Linked DNA regions of Homo sapiens: region 1 is linked to region 2. Evidence: chromatin contacts called from ENCODE Hi-C or POLR2A ChIA-PET data. All regions are on one chromosome and are shown on one strand. The core of a region is the stretch at or near the end of the contact, and the rest is flanking DNA. Distances in the headings are between cores, read along the strand shown. Region 1 overlaps BACH2 (BACH transcriptional regulator 2). Region 2 overlaps RRAGD (Ras related GTP binding D).

Region 1 (2,910 bases), core at 160-2,659, 840 kb after region 2:
TTGTCATGACCCGGGGGAGGGTGCTACTGGCATCTAGTGGGTGAGACCAATGATGCTACTGAAGATCCTACCACGTACAGGACACACCCCATAATAAAGTATTACTGGTCCAAAATGTCAATAGTGCTGAGATTGGGAAATCCTGACGGGGAGGGAACATTCAAGGATATGGGTAGACTTAAAATCATGCCAACTCATAATCACATTATAATAATGTGGCACCATGCAACTTGGGGTCCCCAAAATGTAAACAATTAACAACCATAAAAATTTACCAGTTCTCTCCTTGAGCGAAGTAAAAGCTGTAACTTACACAGAGTAAGACCATCAGAGTTGCCTGGAAGAAGTGGAACAGCTTCAGTGTTGGACTATGTTATCATCAATATCATCAGTGCCTTGTTTACTCCAGGTCAAGGTGTGATCTGAGTGTCTACTATCAAAATTCAGTGGTAGCTATTAACAGAAGGAGTTTATACGTGAAGTTCTATGGTCACTAAAACCGTCTAAATAACCTAAGAATATCTAGCTCTGGAAAAAACTGCAAAATGTTTCAACTTTTAAAATACCAACAAAATATGAGGAACAATGTTGATGTTGACCTACATTCTATCTAGGGTGGCTAAAAGAAATAGCTGCACAATAGGGTTCTAAATAAATGCAGAATTGAAGAAATGCATCATAACAAAGATAATCAGGGTGACTATTTTGAAATGCTCCCCATTTCTGTTTTTCTTTCTGTTTTCAAATATTCCCTCTCATCCACGCGGCATATTTTCATTACATTTGTTGTAAGAATGTACATTTAGATAATCTACTCACTATTCTTTTATGCATTCTTTTACTCCAGCCAAAAAGGGAAAAAGTCCCTATCCAAACAAAGCTAATGCATGTAAGCAAATTTGAAGGAAAAAAAGAATTTCATGAATGAGCGGGAGACAATTTTTTAATGGAATGTTTTAAAGGCTTGTGGTATAAACAGTAAACAAAATTGATTCACTAACATTAATACTGTTTGCCATGATGTGAGAGTTGGTCTTTTTTTTTAATGCCCCAGAAGCTAAAGGAAAATAAATACTGTGGTAGGGAAAAATAATACCTTACTTGGCATTTTGAAGTCATTGCTCAATCCTTCTTGAGCAAGAAAACCATAGTAATGACTTTGTTTTACCTACCGCAATTATGGTACACCTCGCAGCAATCCTTCACAATATTTTCCTCCCTCTGTTCAAGTCCTGCTAAATAATCTCTGGAAACCATTAACTAAGAGTACGGTTCCAATTTTCCTGTTCTCCCTCCTCTGCTGCCTCAGTGTCATGTTGGCGTCAGGACAAAGCAAACTTGTATGACATCACAGAGCAAACTCATTTTCTGTAAACCAGCCCCTTGGTAGTTTACCGCTACTGGAACCCAACGCTGTCAACAGTGTGGTCTTTGTTTGGTGGGTGTTGCTCTAAAAATTTTTTTAAAGTTTCCCAACACCTTCTTCTTTTAAACAGAGGCAAGCTGCTGGAGGCGCCGTCCTCGCCTGGCCCGCCCCACTCTGTAAACTAGACATTACCTTATACACAAATGACTCTAGGCATTCCTCAGTCTAGCTGCCTCACTGCAAAATTCCTATGCTCCTCAGCAGCAGGGCAGCGCACATTCCCCTGGCTTCCCCTCTTTCCTCTTCCCCCACCCTCCTCTTTTTCTTTTCTTTCTTTTTTTTTTTTTTAATTTCCACTGCCTCACTGTGTTTTTGTGTAAATGATCTCACATGACTCAACAAATCCATCTGCCTGAAGCAGGCCAAGTCTGGAGCCCTCCCAGGAGGGAGGAGAAGAATTGCTTTGTGGAAAGGACCTGGAGCTCTGCCCTTTCTCTGGCTCGAATTACCCGCCTGTCAGGCCTGACGGATTTGGCTAAAAATAAAAGGAAACGGGCCGTGAAAAGCAGATGAATGGGCTCAGCAGTTCCTTAGATAACACAGGCCTGCTGTTGCCCAAAGCTCCCCAAACAGAAACTTCAAATGCAGGGCCTCTGAGTCAGTGATGTGGCTTCCAGGTGAACGAGGCCTGTCAAATCCACTGGAGTTGGGGGACATGGCCTGGGCTGTGAATTTCGGTTTCCTTTCCGTGTGTGTGTGTGTGTGTGTGTGTGTGTGTGTGTGTGACACAGAGAGTGAGAGTGCACGCAAGAGAGATTGAGAGAGTGAGAGAACCAGTCTAGTATTAAAAGGTTCTCAGAAAACAGTAGACTTCAGTGGAGTGAAGGCTTGTAAAAAAAAGAAAAAAAATTGTTGTTTCCACTACAAAATTATCCTTCTCCCCACCTCCAACACCAGACATTTTCAGCCTCCCTATGATGTCACTTCTCTGTTTAGAGCCAGCAAAGAGCTAAAAGTCTTTCTTGTAAGTGTATGCCCAGCGCCTGCAGTGGGTATTAAGCACTTAGGTTGGCAATGTAATGACACACTGTAACAATCTGTAATATGAGGCAGTCAGCAAAGCCCTGGCTCTGAAAGCTATTTCTCCCGACCATTAACCATATGTTTGGCTCCTCAGATAGCCAAGCGGGTGTTCCAGCTTACCATCTGGTTTCTATCCACACAAGCAACTGCAAAGCACAGGCTATGTCCCTCTGGAGCTGTGTGTTTCTTTTTCTCTCTCTTTTCCGCTCTTCTCTTCCCCTTTCCTCCTCCCAGCTCCTTTGGTTCCTTCTGCTAAAGAATTCTCTGCCATTCATCACGTACAAAGAAAACTTTACCTGACATGGCAGCGGCAGAGCCATTAAGAATGCACAGCTGTATTGTAAACACGCCAGAGGGCCATTTACCATCCGCGGAATCTGTACAAGTCGGGCTCTACCCCTTCCTCATCTACTGAGTGCTGACACTTGATCCAGCATGTTAAAAACAGGTACATTCTTGAG
Region 2 (2,706 bases), core at 195-2,694:
ATTAACCATTCTTAGTTCTTAAAATGCATTATCCTCTGTCTGCTATAAGAATCCTCTAAGTTTCTAAGGAAACTGAGGCTAGGGGAAAATAAGATAACTTGGTCAAAGCTGACGATAGGGGTAAAGTCAGGACCTCAAACCTAGATATGGCTAATTTCAAAGTTAATGCTTTAATCCTGTAAATACACAAGGGGGTACAGTATCAAGCCAGATTTAATGAAAAGCCTGAATTGCACAAGAGTATTTTTAGGAAATGTAGGTTTTTAGTTTTGAGAGTATTTTAAGCTGCCATATACATGGCCACTTAAAAGTAAATTGTGAGGGTGGGCACGGTGGCTCAGGCCTATAATCCCAGCACTTTGGGAGGCCGAGGTGGATCGCCTGAGGTTGGGAGTTCGAGAACAGCCTGACCAACATGGAGAAACTCCGTCTCTACTAAAAATACAAAATTAGCTAGGCGTGGTAGTGCATGCCTGTAATCCCAGCTACTCGGGAGGCTGAGGGAGGAGAATCACTTGAACCCGGGAGGCGGGGGTTGCAGTGAGCCGAGATCATGCCATTGCACTCCAGCCTGGGCAACAAGAGCGAAACTCCATCTCAAAAAAAAAAAAAGTAAATTGTGGAAGTTCGTATTTTTTGTTTTTTTTAAAGGATTCAACTCACTATAACCTACCAAAACATTAAAGAAAAACCTTTTAAGTGCTGGACATCAAATGTTAAAGATGCTTTAACAGAATTCATTAACTTCCATTGCACTGTTTTAACTACTATATTTTAAGGCTCAATCTCTCTTGCTTATAAGTAATGTTCTGAGAACAAGAAACTGAAACATTTAACATGTTTTACCCAATGAAGAAAATAGCATTTAAAATTTCCAAGTAAATATAATACTATATAGATATTAAACACTGTTTATTAACAGCATTTAATAATACAGGAAAATTATCAGGTGGTAATGTTAAATGAAAAAAGCAGGATGAAAAATTTCACATACAAATGTGATCTCATTATCCTAAAAATTACACATGGAAATAAGAACAAACTATATAAAATGTAAACACTGACTGTCTCTAGGTGGTGAGATTATGGGCTACTTTAATTTTATTCTTTAGACTTTTATGTATTTTCTGCAATAAGCATGTATTACTTTCACAATCAGAAAAAGGTAAACATTAAACAAATTAGAAAAACAGACTCCACCAAAAATTACAAGTAGAAATTGATGAGGTTTGCAACTGCAAAAACTGTTTTACTACTCAAGTTTTTCATCTATAAGCAATGAAAACACATGAAGATAGAACATATTTTAAAGTGTGTGCATGTGTGTGTGCATATATGTGCGTGTGCATGTGTGTGCATGAGTGAGCACAGAGCTGCCAGCTGGGGCACAGCCTCAGCTGAGAGATTCCTGAGGCACCAGGTCACCTGATTCTAGGGCCTGCTGGTCTCCACTGGGCAGGTGGGGAGGGGCAGCAAGGCCTCCAGTTACAAGGGCACCTGCTTCCTCATTGCCTAAGAGGGCCCCAGGCTCTGCACACAACCCTGCCTCCTGCTGGTTAACAGGACTGGCTTGTTGCTGCTCCAGCAAACAATCTGAGGAAACCCCAGAGCCCACAAACCATCTGTGACCCAGACTGGTTCTTACTGAATCCTGTGGGTTCTCAGAACACTGTACTCCACCACAGAAAAACCAATCTGACGGCAAAGCCAGGCCACCTCCTCCTAACCCCTCCCTCCCCATGTTTGTTTTAGCTGGGTAAAAGTAACTCTGATTAACATCATTTACATGAACAACTTACCACTTACAGCTAATGACCATATGGCACAATAATGATCATGCACATTGTTAAGCATGTGCCAGATTAATTGTGTTGTTCATTGTACTTGATTACCATGGCAATCTGCACTGTAATCAGGGTGCGTTCATCTTCCATGACTATTTCAAGGTCATCCATTTAAACGGTTTAAAAATAATAGAATGCTTCAGGGCAGTAATCTTGGGCAATAAGGTTTATTTCTAAAGCCAGATGTCAGCGTTTAATTATAACAGTAATAATAAATTATGGCAGCTACATTTATCCAGAGTCTACCAGGTAAAGGCACGTTATGAGCCTAATGATATTTCATCCTCAATACAATCTTGTAAGTATCACTTTCCATGTGTGTGTGGTGTGTGTGTGTGTGTGTGTGTGTGTGTGTGTGTGTGTCTAACAGTTAACAGAGAGAATCCGAGCTGAGTGGGCAAAGGATTTTTAAGCAATGGAAGAGAAAAATGGAGACTAGACTCTCACAAAAGCTGAAAGGCAGAGCGTCAAGCTGTGTAAGGCAGGTCACAGGCAGTGAGTAAAGAGGAAGATGAGCAAAAGCTTTACCTCATCGATTAGATGAGGATGTCAGATACAATACAGATAGCAACACCTTAACATCTTAATAAGATGAACAACTAGTTCACACCTAGTCAGTCTGTACACCACCTGTTCAGCACATTTATAATTATGTAGAATTGTTTCTACATCGGGTAACATAATCAGTTTCCCCCACTCCTTGTTTATTTTATATTAAGTGTATAGGAAGCTCTGTTTTCTAAGAACGGTATGTTAACAGATTTTTTTCAGCAGAGGATCAGGAATCAGATCTGAGTTGAAACTCCAGTTCCAATCCTTACTGATAGTGTGAGCAAGAGTAAGAAATGTAACCACTCTGAAC

The links. A loop is a pair of places that touch in the nucleus more often than their neighbours do. ChIA-PET counts read pairs that join two places held with the same protein, here RNA polymerase II (POLR2A).
Region 1: a loop to region 2 is called in a map of naive thymus-derived CD4-positive, alpha-beta T cell, with 2.6 times the contacts of the local background. The contact joins two enhancer-like sites. A Hi-C loop is called at or near these places in 1 of 168 maps with a recorded cell type or tissue (naive thymus-derived CD4-positive, alpha-beta T cell). POLR2A ChIA-PET finds 5 or more read pairs at or near these places in 1 of 52 experiments (activated B cell).

Annotation. Positions count from the first base shown.
Region 1 is chr6:90,216,807-90,219,716 of GRCh38, forward strand. The region is part of intron 3 of BACH2 (BACH transcriptional regulator 2); the gene reads right to left. Among named protein-coding and RNA genes, the nearest start is that of BACH2, 79 kb to the right of the region's middle. RefSeq lists an enhancer at 903-1,561. Within about 2 kb of position 1,410, at least 38 of the 41 ENCODE cell types and tissues checked have a DNase peak (open chromatin) inside an H3K27ac peak, as active enhancers do.
Region 2 is chr6:89,374,132-89,376,837 of GRCh38, forward strand. The region is part of intron 5 of RRAGD (Ras related GTP binding D); the gene reads right to left. Among named protein-coding and RNA genes, the nearest start is that of UBE2J1, 23 kb to the left of the region's middle. RefSeq lists enhancers at 966-1,466, 1,467-1,967. Within about 2 kb of position 1,445, at least 12 of the 41 ENCODE cell types and tissues checked have a DNase peak (open chromatin) inside an H3K27ac peak, as active enhancers do.